Regions from separate parts of the Mus musculus genome. Here region 2 is linked to region 1. Evidence: chromatin contacts called from ENCODE Hi-C or POLR2A ChIA-PET data. All regions are on one chromosome and are shown on one strand. The core of a region is the stretch at or near the end of the contact, and the rest is flanking DNA. Distances in the headings are between cores, read along the strand shown.

Region 1 (6,881 bases), core at 2,182-4,681:
GCGCACGCCTTTTATCCCAGCACTTGGGAGGCAGAGGCAGGCGGATTTCTGAGTTCAAGGCCAGCCTGGGCTACAGAGTGAGTTCCAGGACAGCCAGGGCTACACAGAGGAACCCTGCCTCAAAAAAGACAAAACAAACAAACAAACAAAAATAACCCCTCAAAACGACGAGGTCTTCTTCCCATACATCCCAGAAGGGAATTACGAGGCTTGCTTTACAAATATGGAAAAGGAGGGCCAGAGGCAGATGGTAACCTGTGCACCATCAGTAAGTCTGCAGTAGAACCTCAACGGGAACAAGAGCATGGTTGCTTCTATAGAACCTCATGGCATCTCTCAGTGACCAACCTCAGGGCTCACTCTGGTCCCCTCCAGCCCCACCAGGCATGTAAGATAGTCTGTCCTAAAATCCAGAAAGGGACAGCTTGGTCCACACTCTGACAGGAAGGGGTGAGACATAGAGGTGGCTTACCTGCTTCGAGAACGGACGCTGCTCACGGATGCACTAGAAGAGTGGCCTCCACCAGAGGCCCCTGATGATCCTGGCTCACAGAGCGGGTTTCGATAGTAAGATGTCCTGTTGGGACCTCTTCGTCCTCCTGTAGGCCATATACCAAGGATGACAGTAGTGCTATCTTAGTTAACTGGTATTTCCGTGTCTTCCTTCCTTCCTTCTTCAGTTTGTTTTTTGAGACAGGGTCTCTTTATGGAAGCCTGGCTGTCCTGGAACTTGCTATGTTGATAAGGCCTGCCTTGGGCTCATGCATTTCATTTTCTCATTCAAACCTCCCAGGAGCTATTCCCACCCTACTCAGAGCTCCAGGTAGCCATGGCCCTCCCTCTCCAGTAAGCACACTCGTCACCTCTTGTGTGACTTGTCCATGGTGCATGTGGAGTTGGACTCAGGTGTGCATAGTTCTACCTTGTCCTTGCTCCTGTCACTTCCAAACAATACCTCTCATTGGCCTGGGACTTGGCAGGTAGGTCAGGCTGGCTGGCTGGTGAGCCCCAGCAATCCTCGGGTCTCAGGCCTCACAGCACTGGGATTACAAGCTCAGGCCATCACACCTACCTTTTACATAGGGTCTGGGGACCAAACTCAGGTTCTCACGCTTGTGTGGCAAGCACATTCAGAACTAAGCTATCTTCCCAACACTTTTTATTTTCTTTTTAGTTTTATTTCTTTTATGTATAAGAGAAGACTGTCGGGGCTGGTGAGATGGCTCAGTGGGTAAGAGCACCCGACTGCTCTTCCGAAGGTCCAGAGTTCAAATCCCAGCAACCACATGGTGGCTCACAACCATCTGTAACGAGATCTGATGCCCTCTTCTGGTGTGTCTGAAGACAGCTACAGTGTACTTACATGTAATAAATAAATAAATCTTTAAAAAAAAAAAAAAAAAGAGAACACTGTCCCTGTCTTCAGACATACCACAAAAGAACATGAGATCCCACTACAGATGGTCATGAGCCACCATGTGGTTGCTGGGAACTGAACTCAGGACCTCTGGAAGAGCAGTCAGTGCTCTTAACCACTGAGCCATCTCTCCAGCCTCCCAACCCTTCTTTTTCATTTTTTGGTTTTTTTGAGACAGGGTTTCTCTGTGTAGCCCTGGCTCTCCTGGAACTCACTCTGTAGTCTTGGCTGGCCTTGAACTCAGAGATCTGCTTGCCTCTGGATGCCAAGTGCTGAGGCTAAAGATGTGAGCCACCACTGCCCAGTCAATGTCTTTTCCTTTGTGCTCTTTGCTTACCAAGGTTCTTTCTGAATTCAGAGCTCACTATTTCACTAACTGATTGGCCTCAGGGTTCCAGCTTTGCCTCCCCGGTACTGGGACTGATTACAGGTGGGTTATTGCACCTGCCAGGCTTCTACCTTTTTTTCCCACAATTCACTCTCTGAGATTATCTTTTGTTTTGTTTTGTTTTGTTTTGTTTTGTTTTAAGATAGGGATTCTCTGTGTAACCCTGGCTGTCCTGGAACTCACTCTGTAGACCAGGCTGGCCTCGAACTCAGAAATCTGCCTGCCTCTGCCTCCTGAGTGCTGGGATTAAAGAAGTGCGCCACCACGCCAGGCGTGAATTCACATTTTAAGCGACTAAGTAGCACAGAATAGCCTCAAACTCACAACCCACCTGCCTCAGTCTCCCAAATGCTAGGATGACAGGATGACAGGCATGTGCTACCAGACTGTTATTTTTACTGCCAGTTCCCTTAATCCGGTTCACTGGACCAGTTTGGTAAGATTTTCAGAGCCTGAGTCCTGAGCTGCTCAGCGCTGGTATTTGCTGGATTTTATCTGGATCTGAGTCTCCAGACGCTACAATCTGGTCAGGTTTGAGACAAGTTTTCCCTCCAGGGCCCTGAGATCTAACTCAATGACCCACGGCCTGGCCTTAACGTCAGAATGGCCTTAGAAAGAGCGCTGTGGTTGGGAATCTCAAACTTAAGATTTTACAAAACTATATTCCCTAAGCTTAGTAGTCTAGCCTAAGATCCTAGGCAGCATCCTGCACTTAGCTCCCAAACCCTTAATCGAAGTTATAACTTCCTCAACTTCCTCACAGCAACACAGTAGCCTCCATTCATACACACGGTGCCCAAGCTTTCCTATCTCTGAAGGTTTTCTGACAGCTCTTCACAATATGCATGTCCAGAAAGCTGACTTCAAGCCCCAAACCGGAAGCTTTGTTCACACGCTGTTATATTTGGTTTGGTTTAGAACCCCCCCCCCCAACACACACCCTCAGCCCAGGAACTCTGCCCACACCCACTATCTTTTAGAAGCTCGGCACCCACATAAAGCCCCTAGCCCAGAAACCCCGCCCACACACAACTGTCAACCCCAAGACCCCGCCCACAAGCCGGGCAATGCTCTCTAGGACTGGAAGCTTGAATCGGAATGGACTCCCTTGGTGGGCTAGGTGTCCCTGCGGCCCCACCGCTCTCAGTGTAAACCCCTATAGTCCAGAAAATTCTCTCCCCCACCGGCAATCACAAAAGGCGAACCCTAAGCTCTCAGCCCCTCCCACCAGAGTGCCCGGCCCCCATCTGCAGACAGGAGAATTGTGTGCCCCAAAGAAAGCCTGAGCCCCTCCGAGCCCCTCTCCCTTTTGGAAGCTCCGCCTACCAAGCGGTGACCCGCCCCCTCAGGACCGGAGGGGCGGGGTCCCGCCTGCGCCGCGTCCCTTCCCCTCCCCCTCCCCCTGCCCGCGACTCCGGTCCGCGTGGGGAGGCAGTTCGCAGCCAGGCTCCCCGCTATCCCGCGACCCCCGAACGAGCCCAGCCAGCTCTGCTCACCCATCTCCTTCCCCCGGCGCTCTCCGCTCACCGCCGCAGCTCCTGCGGGCAATATGTCGGAGGCGACGGCGGCCGAGAGAGGACTAACCGCCGCAGCCCGGGCCGGGTATCAGCCGCACGCTCCCTCCGGCTGCTCAATTTGCATGCTAGGCGGGCTGGGAGTCGGGAGCGCGCTTCTTAAAGGGGCCGTTTGGACAAAAGCTGTGCTAACGCTCTTTGTCTTGCCTTTCCCCACGCCTTTCCCGCAGCTGCTGCTCAAGAGATTCTGGAGCGGGCGAACCCACCTCCCGTGTTTCTTCACCCTGTTCTGACTTAGAGGAGGACACCAGAGCGGCCTTTTGCCTCTAGTGAAGTCCTGTTTTTGTACAACACAGTCACCTCATACTCAGCGAGTCCCAAACTGGGCTTTCAGAACTCTTAGGCTTTAGTGTGCTTTGGCCCACCCCAGTCAAAATCTACGAGTCACTTCCCCTTTCCTCCAAAACTCTATATCCAATTTTTGGCCTCATCTTGATGACCCTAAACTCTATCCATTTCTCATGTTTGATTCTCATGTTCTCCACTGTTGATTTCACTGCCACCACCTTAGCTAAGAACCTGTGCCTGCCATTTTCAAATTTCGAAATAGTGTTAATGGGTATTAATAATAACCGCCTATTAGGGTTCTTAACATTTTAGAATTTGGTGTGCCGGAGAGAGGGAGGGATGCGCAGAGCAGTGGACTTGGGAAGACAACTGGTAGTAGTACTGGTTCTTCTACCATGTAGCCTAACACGTAGGCTATCGGGCTTGGCTACAAGAACCTTTACTTGCTGAGATATCTCGCCAGCCCTTTGATTTTGGTTTTTAAGACAGAGCCTCTGGTAGCCTGGGCTGTCCTTGAATTTGCTATGGATTAGAGGATGTCCTTGAATTTCTGATCCTGCTTCATAGTGTCGGAATTATTACTCTCACTATGACAGATTTATTCAGGGATGGAAATCAAACCTAATGCAAGCACAAATTATCTTGTAGGCATGGAAGATTAAATGAGACAATCCATGTAGTACCTGTTTTAATCAGTGTTAGCCATCATGTTTGGCAAACACTTAACAGAGGAAGCAAGTAGCTACTGTTATTGTTAGTGTAATTTCTTCCCTTGCAAGACTAATAAGCAGTCTATGGGGGTGAGGGTAGGAGATTAAAATTAGGGCCTCATACAGGCTAGGCAAGTGTTCTATCATTCAGTTATATTCTCAGCCTCATAAGCAATCTTTATATTATTGTTAAGTTTTTTTTTAATTTTATGTGAGTACACTGTAGCTGTAAAGATGGTTGTGAGCCTTCAAGTGGTTGTTGGGAATTGAATTTTTAGGACCTGTGCTCGCACCAGTCAACCCCCCTCACTGGGGCCCAAAGATTTATTATTATATATAAGTACACTGTAGCTGACTTCAGACACACCAGGAGAGGGCGTCAGATCTCATTACAGGTGGTTGTGAGCCACATGTGGTTGCTAGGATTTGAACTCAAGACCTTCAGAAGAGCAGTAAGTGCTCTTACCCACTGAGCCATCAAGCCAGCCCTGCTGTTGTTTTGTTTGACAAGTTTTCACTGTGTAGCCCTGGCTGTCCTGAAACTCACTTTGTAAACTAGGCTGGCCTCGAAAGGAGAGACCCACCAGCCTCTAACTCCCAAGTGCTAGGATTAAATGCGAGCACCACGACCATGACACCGGCTCCTCACAAGCAATTTTAATTGTCTGGTGACTTCACAGGTTATCATAATGCTTGACACATATTAATCAAACAAATTAGAAGATATTTATAGATTTTACAGATTTTAAATTATAAGGGCAGACAGACATGAAAATTAGTAAATTCTGTAGTATATTAGCCCCTAGTAGTATATTAGAAGAGAAAGCAGGATGAAAGGAAAAACGGGAGTGTCCAGATGCAGGTTTAAATAGGATGGGGAAAGAAAGCAGGCTTCCTTGAAATGAGTCAGAGGAAGTATCTGGGGGAGAGGGAAGATTCTAGACAGAGGAATAATGCAAGGACATTCAGCCTGATATGTTTAAGAAGTAAAAAGGAGGGTAAGTAATGTGGGGATGACAACTGCATCCATCAGCCTGGCCAATAGGCAAGCATGCAGGCATTTTCTTAATGACTGATGTGGGAGGGCTCAGCCCACTGTGGGTAGTGCCACCTCTCCGCATGGCCTCTGCTTCAGTTTCTGACTCCAGATTCCTGCTGACTTCTCTTCATGAGAAACCATAACTTTACAATGAAAGAAATCGCTTTACCATGCTACTCTTGGTCCTGGTGGTTTTTGTTTGTTTGTTTCAAGACAGGGTTTCTCTGTGTAGCCCTGGCTGTCCTGGAACTCACTCTACAGACCTCAAACTCAGAAATCCACCTGCCTCTGCCTCCCAAGTGCTGGGATTAAAGGCGTGTGCCACCATGCCTGGCTGGTCCTGGTGTTTATCATAGCAATAGAAACCTAACTAGGATACAGGAGGAGATCCTGTCGCTGGTCTCAGAGGGCACTGGCACCTCACCTCACACACACAGTAACACAGAAAATTGCCAGAGAGATGGCTCACTGGTTAGCACAACTTAGCAGAGTCTAGAGGACCCAAACCCAATTCCCAACACCCATACACAGCAGGTCACAAGGGTCTGTGCATCCAGTATAGGGGATTTGATGCTCTCCTCCAGTCTCTGTGAGCGCCAAACATACACCAAAGCCGGGCCATCTGCGGGAATGTGGGTGACACCTAGCCATATTTTCAGTTACTGCTATATCCTGGGGACAGAGATAACAAATTGCTACACCTGAATGAAGAAACAGGATGTTTTGAACGATCCCTTTTAGCAGTAGGCAGAGGATAGTATGAAAACAACTTCCTAGGAGGGGTCAGACCTGGTTTCTGAGATGAGTAAGTTTTGTTGAATGGTCCAGTGTCTGTTGGAAGGCCCTGGGATTAATCTCTAGCATGGTCTTTTGTTGGTTTGTAAAGTGTGTTTGTACCATACGGGATGAAACATCTCTTGAATCTGGTAACTGCCTGTGGAGTTGGTAATGTTTATGAATCTACAGTGTAAAAAATACGAACATCGTACATAGCGAATTCCCAGGAAATATTTACTGAATTGACTTGGCATACCTACAACTCAGTGTAAGACAGCAAGGGCACCCATGGGTCCAACCGGCTTTGTTATGACCGCTTGCTGGACATCCATTGTTTCCAATAAGAAAGATGATTCTCCCCTGGGAAATCTGCCTCCCTCAGTCCATTTGTGGCTGAGTCTTCTTGAAGTTCCAGTGGGCAAATGATTGAGAAGTCAAAGCACTCCAACAGCCCTGCAACTCCAGACAAGTGGCTGGCTCGAGGGGAGGGGGAATTAGTGATCTAAGTGAGGTAAAATGAGATGTTTTCATAGTATATACACTACAGCTATCAAGAAAGAAATCTTGAGATTTCCTTGTGATGGCTGATGAAAGCAAAGGCTTTGAAGAAATGTCACCTGCAGCCACCCCAGCTGCCAAGTGATTTGGTCTCCCAAAGACATTTTAGATGATTAATATAAGACCATTC
Region 2 (6,881 bases), core at 2,311-4,810, 45 kb after region 1:
AAAAAAAGAAAAAGAAAAAAAGAAACTATTTTTGTGAACCCCAAAAATCCGTTAAAAAGAGAATGATCACCGTACTTGATGTCAGAAAGGCCACATTATGCCTTATATATATAGGAATTATACCAAAAGAAAACCATGGTGACATTTTATCTAGTGAGTACAGGTCAAAGGAACCTGGCTGATTTTACATATAACAGACCTCACACTCACTACTTTAGAGATGACACCGCAGTCTTAGTCAATTTCACAGGACCAAGTCACTAAGGGTCACTCTCCAAAGTTAACATCTTAAAATTGACATAACTCTTCAGCAATTAATCTGACAGGTTGTAAAGATTTGAGGAAATAAAAATAAGATTAGCAAGTCAACCTCTACCATAATGGTATTCTTCAGTCTGCAGGTACTTATTCGAAGTGCCAATCAAACACAGGTGTTTGCTATTTGCAAGCCAGTATGAAAAAAATATAAAAAATAATGACCCAAATTGTAAATCAGTTAGTAGAGTACTATGTCTGATCCTAGGCATTGCACAAACTGAGTGTGGTGGGGCTCACTTCCCAAACCCTCGAGGAAATGGACCACAAATTCAAGGTCACCAGTGGCTATACAGAGAGTACCCAGCCTCAGCTACTTGAGACCTTTTTTTTTTTAAAAAAGAAAAAAAAGGAAAAAAAAAAATCAAAATTTTACTAAGTTGTCAGAACAAAAGAACAGAAACGTAAGAGCCCAAGTATTACAGAATAGAGGTACCAAGCTGACATGCACAGAGTTGATGTTTCTATTCACTGACCACAGGTTTTGTTTACTGTGCTTCAAAGGCCCTTATTTGCTGTTTTCATATTTGACTGGAAAGAAAAGCAGGTCTTTAAGTCATTGTAGATCCGTGACCTTTTTGCATTATACAAACGGTAAATCCCCTTCAACAATGCTGGGAAACAGAGAGCAGATGAAGGGAAAATGGTATATTCCTTTTATTTCTTTTCAGCTTTGTATTTTGAGTACCTGTGTAGGACATAAGATAACATCAGGCCGGTGGTGGTGGTGCATGCCTTTAATCACAGCACTTGGGAGGCAGAGGCCAGCCTGGTCAACAAAATGAGTTCCAGGACAGCCAGGTCTATACAGAGAAACCCTGTCTCGAAAAAACAACAACAACAAAAAAAAACAAAGAAAACAGCCGGGCGTGGTGGTGCACGCCTTTAATCCCAGCACTTGGGAGGCAGAGGCAGGCGGATTTCTGAGTTCGAGGCCAGCCTGGTCTACAAAGTGAGTTCCAGGACAGCCAGGGCTATACAGAGAAACCAAAAAAAAAAAAAAAAAAAAAAAAAAACCACCAAAGAAAACAAAAACAGGATCCCCCAGTACTGAAGTTACAGGTGTCTGAAAGCCTTCTGATGTGGGTGCTGGGAACTGAACCCCTGTGGAAGAGCAGACAGTGCTCTTAAAGGCTGATTTGTCTCTCCATTAGATAGTGCTCTTTCACAATGAACTGTCCACGATATCGTTCTGGCCAGAGTGCAATGCTCTGTGTACTGGACGCTATCAGAGGAGATCTGGGGGCTCTGGAGCATTGCTCTCCAAAGGAGAGGGGGGAGAATTCTGAAGCTCTCAGGCAGTCTTTGATGAAATAACCTTTATTCCTTGTGGCTAGGGTCTAATATACATTTTGGGGTGGGGTGGGATCTAAAAGCAGATGCTTTCTATTGGCTTGGTCGGAGAAGTTAGGGATGCTACATCTGCATGTGGAGGGAGGGCCTTCAGGTGTTGGGGGGGGGGTTTAACACCCCGTGTGACTGACTCATGGGGTGTCTTGGTCAAGTGTTCCAGGTTCAGAGTAGGGTTTCTGAATCCGCTCAACCTTCCCAGTTTTTGTCTGGTGACAAGGTTCCATCAGCCCCTCAACAGTCCAACTATTCAACCAGTAGGACAGACTGTGGGTATTAGATGCTTAATAAAAATTAGATATCAGCCGGGCAGTGGTGGCGCACGCCTTTAATCCCAGCACTCGGGAGGCAGAGGCAGGCGAATTTCTGAGTTCGAGGCCAGCCTGGTCTACAAAGTGAGTTCCAAGACAGCCAGGGCTATACAGAAACCCTGTATCGAAAAACCAAAATCAAAAAAAAAAAAAAATTCGATATCATAAAAAATACTAAAACCATGTCTAACAACAGGCGGCGGTTTGAATAAGGAAAAATATCTAAGTCGCTCAAGTCCGGAGAAGAGAGCTCCATAGTCTACAATCAGAGAACAAAGACTACCATTCTTAAACTATCTCTACTCCAGCAAAAACTAAAACAAAAAGACCAATTTCTCGTTCATCTCACGCAAAAGAACCTGCCTGCCGCCCCTTACCTCCCTCTATCATTTCTTTCTACGGTCTCCTGGGCTATCACAACCCCCCCCCCACACACACACACACTTTTGCATAACTTCAGAAACACATTTCAAAATAAAACAGAGAAACCATCCGGGTCTGCAGCAATTCTTACTCGACAGGCCGAAATGGAAAGCTTGGCTTGAGAAAACCTCAAGCTCACGGATTCTCTCGTCGCCCCGACCTCTAATGAACTTAAACCCGAGTTCCCGCTAAATCCCGCCCCGCTCCGTAGATGCGCTGTGCGGGACCGGCATTCCGGCTATCTCTACCTTACACCCCAGGTCTCCATCACCCGCGATTCCCCCCCCCAAATGTTTCCTCTTTGGGAAAGCGGGGAGAAATAGGTTCATTTCTGTTAAGAGCCGGCCCTTGGCGCGCGGGGCAACTACTACGGGAGGAGAAGGGGGCGGGAGCACGGTACTATCCATCAAGCTCTCCGCGCTCTGAGATCGCGAGTCCTCTTCGGGCCTCGTCCGTGGCTCAGAAATCTTCCCTTACACCCTGAGCCCGGGTGGGACTGTGGGTGCAGAATCTCGAAGGCCAGGTCGAGATGACAACTCTCGATGCCCGGGCTCCGAGGGGGTGGGAGCAAGAACAAAGCGGCGGCCACCCACAGTCAGGACCGGGAGACCCAGAGGACCCGCCAAGAACCGCTTACCTACGGACAGCAGCTGCATGGCGTGAGTGAAGGACGGGTCGAGCGAGTCCTTCTCGGCCATGAGTTCAGGCAGGTACTTATTCTCCGGCTCCATCTTGACCGCGGCTGTGGCTGACGGGGGCAGCAGCGGGGTCGGCGCGGAACCCACCACCGTCGCGTCGGGACCAGGGGTGGAGGGAGGCAGCAGCGGCGGCGGCTGGGTGGCGGGCGAGGCCCGAGCGCCTCCTCTGGGCCCACCTCCCCCTCCCCGGGGCCGGTGAGGAAGCGGCGACGGCCGAGACGGGGTCAGACGCACCGAGGGGTGGGCACCTGACGGGTCCTTGGAGCAGCTGCGGCCCGAGGACCGGGTGAGGCGCGAGGCAGGATCGTCCCGGCGCTGCATCGGGGATGATGGGTGGCGAGCGAACGAGCGAGGAAGCGACGCGGCGGCAGCTGAGGCCCGAGCGGCGGTTGGCGGGGGTGGAAGAACAGGAGCGACAGCGACCGAAGCCGACCCGAGCGACCCAGCGAGAGAGCACCGGAAATGAGGCGGCGCGCGTGCGCAGGCGCCTACCGGCACCGCCCTTGAGTTTCTCCGCGGAGAACAAAGTCCCCAGTTGGACCACGGCGCCTGCGCCGACTGAAGACGTCGCCTCCCCGCTTGGGCTCCGAGCTTAGGGCGCCTGCGCGGGCGCCCGCCGCCTTCCTTCATTTCTTTTTCTTTTCCACGTGACCCGGCGCTAGCGGTACACGTGTCTCCCCTCCCCCTCCCCCGGGCGGAGTGCGCGGAGGGGGCGGGCGCCGTGGAATGTCTTTGTCTGCGCTCGGGCCCGCGGAGTGTGCGGCAGGAGACCTGTTATTCGTGCGCCACGCCTCCTTCAACGGCCGAGCCTGGGGAGGTCCCCGAGGGAGCGGTGCCCCGGAGTGGAATCGGGGGCCGCCCCTCCAACCGGGAAATGAAAAGAACGCTTCTGGAGAGAGGGGGACGCGAGGGTTAGAGCCAAGTGAAGCCGGAAGAGAGGGAAAGACTGCGCGAGCGAACGGGATGGGAAGATGGGGATGCGGGCGGGCGTGGTGGGAGGGAGGAGGCTGACCCAGAGATAAGTGATGAGTGTGCGAAAGGGAAGCCAGGAATGGGGAATGCTGTGTGTTGCAGAACTGAAACTCAGAAGGAGTCGAAGGGGTCAGTCAGAGACGCAAAGACCGGAAGAAAAGGGCTCCCTCCATACCCAAGTAGGGCATCCAGGAAGTCAGTCGGCAAGATTTCCATTAGAGCAGGTTCAAAACTAGTGAGAGAATTATTAAAAGATGCATTTGGGGTCGGGTCAACTGGTAATGCTGCTTATCACCTGTTTTTGGAGTCCCCGGCTTGTTGGCTTGTTCCCCACCCACTCATCCCCGGTAAATTCCAAATTTTCTCTCTCTCTCTCCTTCCAACCCCGCCTACTCAGAAAGCCTCAGAACACAAAAAGGCGCCAAAAAATCCAGTCCTGAATTCCTGACTGTACTAATCCTCATCTTTAGTCACCAGCCACCCAAGCCCCACCCTAGATGACCATACCTGGGCACAAGCCCAGCTTGTGGTAGACTTGTCATTTTCTTCGCCTACAATCTATCAAAAAAGTACCAGCCATACTCTGCCCCCGACCTCTGAGGCTGGTGGACTCACCCGGGAACCCATTTCCAAATAGATATGCCTTTTTAAAAAAAATTATTCTTGAATTAGCTTATTTCGTTGGGGGTGGAGGGGACTATTATCAACCTGAGTTCTAGCCCCAGGCCCAAAATAGGAGAGAACCAGCTCTCCCAAGTTTTCTGACCTCTACTTGCACATAGAGGCCTTCATGTCCAGCCATACTAAGGGGATGAGGTGGTTATGCATCCTAGCGCTGAGGAGGAAAAGCCACAGAATTACCTCATGTTTGAGACAAGTCTGGCCTACATACACAGCACAGCTACAGGCCACCTAGGACAGGCCACCCTGTCCCCCAAAAACAAACTAAGAAGCATCTTATATTAGGTCTCTGACAAACTGCAGTCCTAGCACCTGTTAGACTGAATTGTTTTGTTGCCACCTTCTGTTTATTCTGTAAAACGGTGACTCCAGGGCCAGTCCTTAGCCCATGTTGGCTGCCTAGTTCTCAGAGCTCCTAGTACTCCTGCTCTGAATGCTGGTCCTTCACAAGGGATCCCCCTGCACTCTTTCAAAAAGACAAATACTTTCATTTTTCCTTAACACGTGTTTTCACTGCAGAGTCAGTGACTCACTCTCTAACCCAGAGTGGCTTTGAACTCAAAACAACTCAGTCTTAATCTTCAGAATACTGGAATAACAAGACATAAATCACCATGAGACAGATAGTACTGCTGTAAGGACCAGGGCACAGTCTCTAAGATCTCTTCATCCTAGGGTACTGTATGCAGATGGAACCCAAATTAAATCCCATTAAAAGTCTGAGGCTGGGCTGGTGAGATGGCTCAGTGGGTAAGAGCACCCGACTGCTCTTCCGAAGATCCAGAGTTCAAATCCCAGCAACCACATAGTGGTTCACAACCATCTGTAACAAGATCTGACACTCCCTCTTCTGGAGTGTCTGAAGACAGCTACAGTGTACTTACATATAATAAATAAAAAATAAAAAAGAGAAGTTTTTAAAAAAAAAAAAAAAAGTCTGAGGCTGAGATGTCAAGATGTCTGAGCTGGTTAAATCATCTTCAGGCCTGAAGATCTGAGTCGATCTCCAAGACTACACAGTGGGAGGAAAAAACTGACTCTCAAAAGTTGTCCTCAGATCTACACATGTGCCATGAAACAAAATGTACACATACACACACAAAAATAAAGATCTAAACATAACTTAAAATTTTTATAAGTAGCCAATCCCAGCACTAGGGAGGCAGAGACAGGCGGATTCTGAGTTGGAGGCCAGCCAGGTCTACAAAGTGAGTTCCAGGACGGCCAGGGCTACACAGAGAAACCCTGTCTCAACCCCCCCCACCAAAAAAAGATGTCAAATTACTGAAAAGGTTGGGTTTTTGTTTGTTTGGCTTTTTTGGTTTTGATTTTGGATTTGTTTAGCTATTGTTTTTGAGGTAGAGTTCTTACTATGTATCCCTGGCTAGCCTGGAACTTGATTTGTAGACCAGACCAGCCTCTACCCCTCTGCCCCTCTGCTCTCTCTGCATTGCCACTCTGCCTCTGCCTCTCTGCCTCTCTCTGCCTCTCTCTGCCTCTCTCTGCCTCTCTCTGCCCCTCTGCTCCTCCTCCTCCCTCTGCCTCTGCCTCCCCCTCTCCCTCCCTCTCCCTCCCTCTCCCTCCCTCTCCCCCCTCTCCCTTTCCCTCTCTCCCTCTTCCCCTCTCCCTCTCTCTCTCCCTCTCCCTCTGCCTCTCTCTCTCTGCCCCTCTGCTTCTGCCTCTAGAGTTCTAGGATTAAAAGCATGTGCCATCATAGCCACATGAAAAAGATGTCTAAAATGTTAATTTGTAAATTTGTATCTCTTTTCTAGTCACCTAACTACTTGTGTCTAGCATTTGTGCTTGAATCACTTATCAAAGCTAGCCAAAGAAAGAATTGCAAAAAGGCCATCCCCCAATATCTCGCCTTGATGTATTCATTACCAATAGGCAATCAGGTTAAAGTTTTCTGAATTTCCCTTATCTGCCCAAAGACAGGGCTTTCAATAAGAACTCACTAGTGAGCCGGGCATGGTGGCACACGCCTTTAATCCCAGCACTTGGGAGGCAGAGGCAGGCAGATTTCTGAGTTCGAGGCCAGCCTGGTCTACAGAGTGAGTTCCAGGACAGCCAGAGCTACACAGAGAAACCCTGTCTCGAAAAACAAAAACAAACAAACAAAAAAGAATTC

The links. Hi-C counts contacts between places; a loop is a spot of excess contacts on that map. ChIA-PET counts read pairs that join two places held with the same protein, here RNA polymerase II (POLR2A).
Region 2: a loop to region 1 is called in a map of heart, with 4 times the contacts of the local background. The contact joins the promoter of Khdrbs1 here to the promoter of Tmem39b in region 1. A Hi-C loop is called at or near these places in 14 of 37 maps with a recorded cell type or tissue (T-helper 1 cell, adrenal gland, gastrocnemius and 3 more). POLR2A ChIA-PET finds 5 or more read pairs at or near these places in 5 of 5 experiments (Patski and embryonic stem cell).

What each region holds. Positions count from the first base shown.
Region 1 is chr4:129,693,414-129,700,294 of GRCm38, forward strand. It overlaps Tmem39b (transmembrane protein 39b), which reads right to left and starts at 3,432. Exons shown (of 9, transcript NM_199305.2): 1 at 3,302-3,432; 2 at 473-599. The coding sequence starts at 3,305.
Region 2 is chr4:129,738,743-129,745,623 of GRCm38, forward strand. Khdrbs1 (KH domain containing, RNA binding, signal transduction associated 1) reads right to left here and starts at 3,561. Exons shown (of 9, transcript NM_011317.4): 1 at 3,037-3,561. The coding sequence starts at 3,418.